Linked DNA regions of Homo sapiens: region 1 is linked to region 2. Evidence: read pairs that join two places in POLR2A ChIA-PET (ENCODE). Cell type or tissue: OCI-LY7. All regions are shown on one strand. Links, peaks and the distances in the headings refer to the core of each region. The heading gives the core; the rest is flanking DNA.

Region 1 (5,381 bases), core at 65-5,064, 140 kb before region 2:
ATTGCTGTTTTATCATTATTTTCAAATACAGAACTTACAATTTTGATCATGTATGTTAGAGAATTTACCTGTTCTCACTTTTAAGCTATAACAAAGTAGGTGTCACTGATATTTCACTTTTTTTGCACTGTAGGTTGTCCAAAGGAATATAGAAATACTGAGATAAGCTTTTTAAAAAAAAGAATAGAGATGGGGTCTAGCTGTGTTGCTGAGGCTGGTCTTGAACTCCTGGGCTCAAGCGATTTTCCCACCTTTGCCTTCCAGAGTGGTGGGATTACAGGTGTGAGCAACTATGCCTGGCCAAAATAAGTGTTTTAAAACAGATGCAAATCTTAGTACCTCTCTTAGTTGGCCAGCTTTTTAAGTAAATTGAAAGAGTTCACCCAAAGAATACCACAGAGATTTTCTTTTGTTTTAGTAGTCTGACATCTCAAGTTCCTTTGGTGTTTCGAGTTTTGTTTCTACTCAGGAAAATGTTGTGGAATGCATAAGACATTTTTAAAGCAGTGTTCTAATTGTTCACCAGCGGAGAGGAAACAACTTAAGTGGTGTTTCTTGTTGGTTGAGAACATATTATATGTATTTTGGGGGCTGAGGACATATCAGGGATATTTCTACAGGGAAGGATTTGAGATAAGGAAAAAAATATTTCTTAGAAATCTCAAAACTATAGTCTGAAATTCCATGAAAAGAAAATTGAAGAATTTTGTAATCCAAGTCATTGGAGATAAAGGGTCAGAAGGAACATTTTTGTTGTTGGAAGTGTTATCTTCCAAGAAGATCCATAAATCCTTTTTTAATGAGCTAGAAGATATGCTAAAGAAAAAGGAATCTCAGAAGTAGATGGAAACAGGTTTTTTGTTTTTGATTTGTAAAAACAAGGTCTTGCTTGGTTGCCCAGCCTGGTGTTCTTTTTTTTAAAGGCCAGATAAATTTCTTTTTTCTTTTCTTTTTTTTTGGGGGGGGGGTGGGTACAGAGTTTTGCTCTTGTTGCCCAGGCTGGAGTGCAGTGGCGTGATCTCGGCTCACTGCAACTTCCACCTCCTGGGTTCACGTGATTCTCCTGAGGTCAGGAGTTCAAGACCAGCCTGCTCAACATGGTGAAACCCCATCTCTACTAAAAATACAAAATCTACTCTCCTCCACTTGGGAGTAGCCTCCAGCTACTTGGGAGGCTAAGGCAGGAGAATCACTCTCCTCCACTCTCCACCCATAAAAGCCCTACTCATCATTCTAGGCCTGGCAATACACCCTCAGCTCAAATGGCAAATGCTTTACAAAATTAGCCCTAACTTCCCCAAAGTTGGCATCACTTGCTTTATGCACCCACAGCACCTTGCTTGTACTTCAGTTGGCACTTCTTCCATTCTAGATAATACTACAGTGACTTGTTTACAAGGCCATCTCCCCCAGTTCCTGAAGAATTAGGGCTCATATATGATTCATTTCTGACTGTCCCCTAAACACCTGATACCTAGCCCCTTGTGTACTGCACCCTTGAACTGAATGTAATAACTAGCATTTGTTACCATGTGTTCTATAGGTACTATGCTTTCTGTTACCTGTATTATCTCAGTAATATAAGTACGTGGGATTTTAGTTTCACTTTTACAGATGAGGAAACTCTACTCAGAGAGGTTAAGTAATTTGCCCAAAATAACACCTCTAGTATATGGCAAAGCTAGAATTTGAACCAGGGGTCAGACTGATTTCAGAACCCAAGCTTTTAACCACTACACTATACCACAGACATTTCTAAAATTCACTTGTTCCTATAGAATGTATGCACACGGAGTATTACTCAAGATCAACACCCCAGGAAATCATATTTAACCCTATCAGCACATGGAGGTCCTTTTGGTTCTGCTCTAGTCCAGGGGCATAAACAGGCAGACTCATGATATCCCAGATTCATTTATTTTTCTCCTTTTTTACCCCCACTCCCAGTCCTCACTACCCCTGAAAAACAAATTAGAAAAGAAATGATTTGGAAGGTAGAGATAAAAAAAGAATTCAATCTTTCACTCCTTGTAAGACACATAATAGTAACAGTAAGTGTATAAGATTTAGCAGCCATATATAACCTAAAAGAATCTGTTGGATCACTTCAAAACATGCTCACCCTGCTCAAACCTGAAATCAACAGCAGTTGCTAAGAAAACACATGACCGACTGCAAGACAACATGATGACTCACCCAAGGAACAAGCTTACCTTCCAGTTCTCAGAAACCATCACCAACAGAGAGTCTTTGTAACCAAATCATCAATCTGTGGTTACAAACATTCAGAAGTTTCTTTTCATCCAGCTCACAAGGGAATATAATCAGTACTGGATTAAACACTTTTATAAAATTAATTATTATCCAGCAGAGGGGAAACTTTCTGCAAAGAAAAATGTACAAAGACTACAAAGGTAACTTATTTTCTTTTAAACAAAGACGTATTAACAGAGGAAAGATTCTTACTCAACATCATCAAATGAGTGACTACAAAGGATATTCTAACAAGAGCAAGCTTAGTAACCTATTTTCTTTGCCATTACACAAGTGCAAATAATAAAACACATCTTGGCCAGGCGCCGTGGCTCACACCTGTAATCCCAGCACTTTGGGAGGCTGAGGCGGGTGGATCACCTGAGGTCAGGAGTTCGAGACCAGCCTGGCTAACCCCGTTTCTACGAAAAATACAAAAAATTAGTCAAGCGTGGTGCCGTGCGCCTGTAATCCCAGCTATTCAGGAGGCTGAGGCAGAATTGCTTGAACCCGGGAGGTGGAGGTTGCAGTGAGCCAAGATCACACCACTGCACTCCAGCGCTGGCAACAAGGGCGAAACTCCATCTCGAAAAAATAATGATAATAAAGATAAAAAAATAAAACATATCTTTAACTCTTTAATAAACAGAATTCTAATAAACAGAATTCATGATAATCATTCCTTTTTTTCTTTCTGAATCACTATCTCAAATTTTTGAACTAAAAGCTCTAATATGCATTATTCTATCAACAATCCCATCATACACTGGCTATAACTCACCATTATACTATAGTAACAGCTTATATGCATTTGAGTTGTGGGGGGTTTTTATTTGTTTTGGAGGCATGGGAGACAGTCTTGAACAGCTTATTTATGTTGTTGAAATGTACAATTAAGATAAAAATATCTTCTGAGTAATATTTTAAAATGAAAATTAGCTAACTCCTATGTTATGACCCATTAATTCATGTATCACACAGAAGCGGCTAAAGATGAAAATCTCAGTCATAAGTGATACAATCAGCTTTTCCTCAGGATACTACAACTTGTCCTCCAAAGCCAAAGTAGGAGAAAACAGGTGGTATGTCTGTAAATCAATTCTGTCCCCTCTCCAAACATGAACTATCCCATAACCTGATCTCCTACTAAATGTGTCATCTCGAACCTTGAAAAAAAGACACCATGGAGCACATTGACTAAGACGAACGGATTTTTAAAATGTATTATGCATCCCCACATGCTGAATACCTTTTCTTTCCAAATGAGGCAACATAACTGCTGAAATGAGTACTGAGAATTCTTAATTTACATATATTAAAAATCTGCCCCAAGGCCAGGCACGGTGGCTCAGGCCCATAATCCCAGCATTTTCGGAGGCTGAGGCGGGCAGGTCACTTGAGGCCAAGAGTTTGAGATCAGCCTGGCCAACATGGTGAAATTCCACCTCTACTAAAAATACAAAAATTAGCCAGGTGTGGTGGTGCATGCCTATAGCTCCAGCTACTCAGGAGGCTGAGGCAGTAGAATCACTTGAACCCAGGAGGCAGAGGCTGCAGTGAGCCAAGATCACGCCACTGCACTCCAGCCTGGCAACAGAGTGAGACTCTGTCTCCAAAAAAACAAAACAAAACAAAAAAAAAACAAAACTGCCCCAAAACCTTCTAATAAAAACTGCCCCAAAACCTAATATCTACCTTCCTAAAAACCTGCCTTTCAAATTAAAATTTCCCCTTCAAGTGCAACAATTCAATTTTGGCAGGGCATGCGTGTATAGTCTTTCTTACTATTCTAGAATATTATCTATAAGTATAATGCACATATTGCTAACATAATGACAGTAAATAAAATGTTTTAATAAAATGTATTCACGGTAGTGACAAGTATACTTATTTTTGCCAGGCACAGTGGTTCACGCCTCTAATCCCAGCCCCTTAGGAGGCTAAAGCAGGAGGATTTCTTGAGCCCAGAAGTTTGAGACCAGCCTGGGCAACACAGTGAGATCTCGGTCTCTACAAAATATCAAAACACGAGGCTGGAGGATCACTTGAGCCAAGGAGGTCAGGGCTGCAATAAGCCATAATCACACCACGCTGCACTCCCACCTGGGTGACAGAGCGAGACTTCGCCTCAACAACAAAAAAAGTATACTTTTAGTAGATGTTATGCAAATACGAATATATGTACATGTGTCCAACTGTTGTTTTGTTTTATCCAACTTTTGTGTAAATTAGCTCTAGATAAGTTTTATCTATAATGTAAGGGAAACCAGGAAATGGCTACACATGATTTGGTTTCAAATTCATTTCTAGCACTTTAATATCTCAAATAATTTAAAATCCAATTATTTAAGGATAAAATGATATGATGTATAAAATTTGCTTCAAAATAATCCAGCACGGGTGGGATATGTGAGGACCTGGGTAAAACCAGATTGACAGGATTTAATAATATTCATTCTGGGTAATCGTTATGCAATAGTACATTTTACTATTATCTCTGCTTTTGAATATATTTGAAATTTTTCATAATAAAGTTTTTTAAGTCCAATTTACTATTGCTCCACTGTCAAACATAACTGTATCATTTTGAATTTGTTTTATGTGCTCACTTCAACAACACACATAGTAAAATTGAATTTGTTTTACCTACATTCCTTTTTTTCTTTTTAGTCGGGGTCTCACTGTGTCTCTCACGGCTCACTGCAGCCTCAATCCCCCAGGCTCAGGCGATCCTCCCACCTCAGCCTCCCTAGTACCTGGGACTATAGACATGCACCACCATAGCCCAGCTAATTTTTTTTTTTGAGATTGGGGTCTCACTATGTTGCCCAGGCTGGTCTCAAACTCCTGGGCTCATGTGATCCTCTCGCCTCAGCCTCCCAAAATGCTGGGATTACAGGCATATGCTACAGTGCCCAGCCTACACTGCAATTAATGTTTTATATGATATTAGTGCCAACTAATGCTCTTAAAATACAACGGGGTAGGGCCAGGCACGGTGGCTCATGCCTGTAATCCCAGCACTTTGGGAGGCTGAGGTGGGCGGATCACGAGGTCAGGAGTTCGAGACCAGCATGACCAACATGGTGAAACCCCGTCTCTACTAAAAATACAAAAATTAGCTGGGC
Region 2 (5,381 bases), core at 312-5,311:
CTGAAAACAGTACTGCTGAATCGTTTATGGGATATTGATATTCTAACATTTCAGGGTTATTTGAATTATCAGAATAAGCTTAGATTTAGTTTTTAAACAACCTAGTATATTTAACTCAAAGTTTAAGAAATTTGCGTATCATAGAATTTTAGACTTTGAAGTAGACCGGATGTTAGAAATCACTTAGTTTCAAACTGTCATTTTACAGATGTGCAAACTGACCAGTTACATTAAAATTAATCTTGTAATGCTTTAAATTTCTTATTTTACATTTTTTCACTCTAAATTTGCATGATTTTTCGGTTAGTTGTTCTGAAAGAAAGCCTCCTGACGGAGTCTCGCTCTGTTGCCCAGGCTGGAGTGCAGTGGTGCAGTCTCGGCTCACTGCAACCTCTGCCTCCCAGGTTCAAGCAATTCTCTGCCTCAGCCTCCCGAGTAGCTGGGATTACAGGCGCCTACCACCACACCAGCTAATTTTTTAAGGATTTTTAGTAGAGATGTGGTTTCACTGTTTTGGCCAAGCTGGTCTTGAACTCCTGACCTCAGGGGATCCACCCATCTCGGCCTCCCAAAGTGCTGGGATTACAGGCGTGAGCCACTGCGCCTGGCCTAAGCCTCCTTTATATGAAAGTTCTGTGTTTATAAATGTTTGACTAATAATCCAGTACAAAAAACAAGATGGCTTTTTAACCTTTTTCCTTTTTTTTTTCCCTAAGAGTCGGGGTCTCACTATATTGCCTAGGCTGGTCTCGAACTCCTGGGCTCAAGTTATCCTCCCTCCTTGGCCTCCCAAGTGCCAGCTTTTCCTTTTTTTTTTTTAAGACGGAGTCTCGCTCTGTTGCCCAGGCTGGAGTGCTGTGGCGCAATCTCGGCTCTCTGCAATCTCCTGATCTCAATCAGGAGATTGAGACCATCCTGGCTAACACAGTGAAACCCCGTCTCTACTAAAAAATACAAAAAATTAGCCGCCCCCCGCTCATCGGCCTCCCCACCACTGGCCTCCCAGAGTGCTGGCATTACAGGCGTGAGCCACCGCGCCTGGCCTCCTTTTCCTTTTCCTTTTTTTTTTTTTTTTTTTTTTTTTAAAGATCCTTGTTATCTATTGAAAACAAAAGTACCTTCCTTTGCTTCAGCTGTTTGGGTCCTCTACTCTGTGAATTAGTATTGTACTGCATTGGAGGCTTATATAGAAAGCCTTTCCCCTAGAAACTGGGGGAAGAATTAAATAATGAAAGCCTGGTGTTTTTCTAATAAGTTTTGGTTGGCAGTCTTGCCTATCTGCTGTGCCTCAGCTGCTTATTTGGGACAGGTATGGTTACTTATATATGCCTGGCGTGCTGAAACATCTCTTGAAACTGAGTTCTATACCATTCCTTTGTCTTGGCTTTACTACTTCACTACTACCTACTACTTAATGTTTCTGCCCTCATTGAAATTTGCTCAAGATTCACCACCCAGAGCATTTTAAATTAATCCTTTCTGTTTCATTATTCCTCACTTACACTTAAAATGACAGTATATGGCCAGGTGTAGTGGTTCATCCCTGTACACCTAGCACTTTGGGAGGCTGAGGCGGAAGGATCCCTTGAGCCCAGGAGTTGGAGACCAGCCTGGGCAATATAGCGAGACCCTGTCTCTGCAAAAAAAAATCAAAAATCAGCTGGGCATGGTGGCGCATGCCTGTAGTTCTAGCTACTAGGGAGGCTGAGGTGGGAGCATCACTTGAGCCTGGGAGGTTGAGGCTGCAGTGAGGTGTGATTGCACCACTGCACTTCAGCCTAGATGACAGGGCAAGACCCTATCTCAAAAAAAAAAGACAGCGTACAAACTCGGGGTTGTTTAAAAATGCAGATTTCTACATTTCCCAGGGTAAGTTTCCCAGAGATTCTGACCCATTAGATGAGTGAGGAGTTAGTTGTATTTCTTCAAGATTGCTGTCTCAGCTTCTTTGAAATTCCAGTCTTTGAATTTTTTTTTTTTTTGAGACGAAATCTCTCTTTGTCACCCAGGCTGGAGTGTGGTGGTGTGATCTTGTCTCACTGCAAACTCTGCCTCCCCGGTTCAAGCGATTCTCCTGCCTCAGCCTCCTCAGTAGCTGGGACTACAGGCGCACACCACCACCCCCGGCTAATGTTTGTATTTTTAGTAGAGACGGGGTTTCACCATGTTGGCCAGGATGGTCTCGATCTCTTGACCTCGTGATCCACTCCCCTCAGCCTCCCAAAGTGCTGGGATTACAGACGTGAGTCACTGCACCCTGCCTGAATTTTTTTAAGGTACGTTATAAGACAAAGGAGAGATTGGAATAGTATAGCTCCAAGTAATTACTTAAAGAGTTTTGTATATAAATTTTATGGTGATGGAGGATAGAAAATGTTATGACCTTTTCCCAAGGATTAAATAACTTGAGATCCATTGCCTAGGATAATGGTTATTGCTCTCATATTATTCATTGGAATTTTTTGTAGCCTGAATTGGAAAAAAAATTAAGAAATAAGGAGCATCTGATATAAAGACAATAAATAGTCCTTTGAAGAATAAGATAAACAATATGACGTTCCTTTTCCATTTATGTTTGCATGTTCTTTTCAAAAATAAAATTTCTTAATTTTTAAAGCTCTGTTTGACTTGAATTAATTTAATTTTTAAATAATATGGAATGTAATCAGTTTTAACTGTATACTTTATTTAATTAGAAGGTTTTAGATTAATTTTTTTTTTTTTTTTTTGAGACAGGGTCTTACTCTGTCGCTCAGACTGGAGTACAGTGGCACGATTCCGGCTCACTGCAGCCTCGACCTCCCAGGCTTAAGTGATCCTCCCACCTCAGCCTCCCAAGTAGCTGGGACCACAGGCACACACTACCACCAGCTAATTTTGTTTGTTTGTTTGTTTGTTATAGAGACGGGGTTTTGCCATGTTGCTTAGGCTGGTCTTGAACTCCTGAGCTCAAGTGATCCTCCCACCTCGGCCTCCCAAAGTGCTGGTATTACAGGCGTCAGCCACCTTGCCCTGCTAAAAATTAGCTGTAGCACTTACTTTATAGACAACTCATTGCCAACTAGTCTTTCATTTTGTGTGCTTTTACTACTTTTTATTATAATAATTATATTTTATAATAATAATGTTATAGCATTGTTAATATTTTTATTTTTTATTTTTTATTTTTTGAGATGGAGTCTCACTCTGTTGCCCAGGCTGGAGTGCAGTGGTGCGATATTGGCTCACTGCAACCTCTGCCTCCTGGGTTCAAGTAGTTCTCCTACTTCAGCCTCCTGAGTAGCTGGGATTACAGGCACGCCCCACCACGCCCGGCTAATTTTTTTTTTTTTTTTTTTTCAATAGAGACAGGGTTTCACCATGTTGGTCAGGCTAGCCTCTAACTCCTGACCTTGTGATCTGCCCACCTTGGACTCCTAAAGTGTTGGGATTACAGGCATGAGCCACTGCGCCCAGCTGTTAATATATATTTTTAAGCACTTACTATGAATCAGACATTGTTTGAAATGTCTTTTATCTCATTTACTCTTCTATAATACCCCAATGTTCCTATTACTAGCATGGGTTTACAGATGAGGAAACTGAGGTACAGGGAGGTTATATTATGTAACTTAAGCAAAGTAACCTAGCCAGTAAGTGTCAGGGGCTCAGACTGACTCAGCAGCTTATATAGAAAATTCATTTTAAATCACACTTTGTGTGTGATTTTTAAGGTATGCTTGCAGTAATATTATTTTTGAAATATATGATTGTATTCTTAAAATATGAGAATAGCTTTTATATACCTTGAGAAGATAATTTGTGTTTGTGTATGTACATACATATGCAACATCCACAAATATTTGTGTTTTAAACATGTATGAAGATGTTGACTGAAATCAAATGCTGATTTGTCACCTAATATAAATAAAAAATTTGATAAACATAGTAAGAGCTTTGGAAAAGAAAGACACATAAGAATATTCTGTCAAAATGTTGTTTACTGTAAATAATAGAAGAAGATATCTGTGAGGTCATGAAAAGATAAATGGAAGAAAGGCAAAAAGTAAGAGTTACAAAAGTAGGTCACAGTAAAGACCAGAGGAGGCTGCAAGATCCAAGAAAAATTGATCACTATGGTAATTCTGGAAAGAAACACAGTTTATTAAAAAATTGAATTGGCTTGCCTCTTTTTTATGGAGCACGATACTTGTGTTTGAAATTCACGTTTTCCTGAGTTTATAAGTCCTTATTACTAATTCCTTTTTTTTTTTTCTGGATACGAAGTCTTGTTCTTGTCACCAGGCTGGAGTGCAGTGGCATGATCGTGGCTCACTACAACCTCCGCCTCCTGTGTTCAAGTGATTCTTCTACCTCAGCCTCCTGGGTAGCTGGGATGACAGGTGTGTGCCACCACACCCGGCTAATTTTGTATTTTTTTTGAGATGGCGTCTTGCTCTGTTGCCCAGCCTGGAGTGCAGTGGCACGATCTTGGCTCACCCACCACCATGCCTGTCTCTACTAAAAATACAGAAATTAGGCTGGGTGCTGTGGCTCACGCCTGTAATCCCAGCACTTTTGAAGGCCGAGACGAACGGATCGCCTGAGGTCAGGAGTTCAAGACCAGCCTGACCAATATGGTGAAACCCCGTGTCTATTAAAAATACAAAAATTAGCTGGGTGTGGTGGCAGGTGCCTGTAGTCCCAACTACTTGGGAGGCTGAGACAGGAGAATTGCTTTAACCTGGGAGGCAGAGGTTGCTTGAACCCTGCTGACAGAACAAGACTCTGTCTCAAAAAAAGAAACATGAAAAGAAGAGTACATTTCTTTCTCTGTCCCACAGCTTCTAGGGTCTTTTTTTCTGAAGGATTCAGTGTTAGACATCTCTTGTTTAGCTTCCCAGAGGTAGTCTCTACTTTTGCAGACATACATTTATATAGTTGTTTGTTTGTTTTGAGACGGAGTTTTGCTCTTGTTGCCCAGGCTGGAGTGCAGTGCAATGGTGCGACCTTGGCTCACCGCAACCTCCGGCTCCCAGGTTCAAGTGATTCTCCTGCCTCAGCCTCCTAACTAGCTGGGATTACAGGCGTCCACCATCACGCCCGGCTAATTTTTTTAATTTTTAGTAGAAATGGGGTTTCAGCATGTTGGCCAGGCTGGTCTTGAACTCTTGACCTCAGGTGATCCACCCGCCTCGACCTCCCAAAGTGCTGGGATTACAGGCATGAGCCACCGCACCCGGCCTATATAGTTTATTATTCATACACAAGGTAATATACTGTACTGTTCTGGATCTTGCTTTTATCACTTAGTAATATATTGCAAAGACCTTCCTTCCCCTCCCTCCGTCTCTTTCTTCCTTCCTTCCATCCATCCATCCTTCTTTTCCTTTTTCTCTTTC

Evidence for each region. Peaks named below come from ENCODE experiments on the same cell type or tissue, not always from the same donor. Only the 100,000 strongest peaks of a DNase experiment are listed, where the experiment ranks them.
Region 1: POLR2A ChIA-PET joins it to region 2 with 12 read pairs; 3 of 35 experiments call an interaction of 5 or more read pairs at or near these places.

The regions. Positions count from the first base shown.
Region 1 is chr14:63,861,302-63,866,682 of GRCh38, reverse strand. All of the region lies in intron 1 of SYNE2 (spectrin repeat containing nuclear envelope protein 2), which reads right to left. Among named protein-coding and RNA genes, the nearest start is that of SYNE2, 11 kb to the right of the region's middle. RefSeq lists an enhancer at 2,252-2,311. In OCI-LY7, for the core only: no CTCF peak of the experiment used is centred there; DNase peaks (open chromatin) are centred at 2,192 and 4,332; H3K4me3 peaks cover 4,091 bases; H3K27ac peaks cover 4,799 bases.
Region 2 is chr14:63,720,320-63,725,700 of GRCh38, reverse strand. The region is part of intron 1 of SGPP1 (sphingosine-1-phosphate phosphatase 1); the gene reads left to right. Among named protein-coding and RNA genes, the nearest start is that of SGPP1, 5.1 kb to the left of the region's middle. In OCI-LY7, for the core only: no CTCF peak of the experiment used is centred there; no DNase peak of the experiment used is centred there; H3K4me3 peaks cover 1,902 bases; H3K27ac peaks cover 1,824 bases.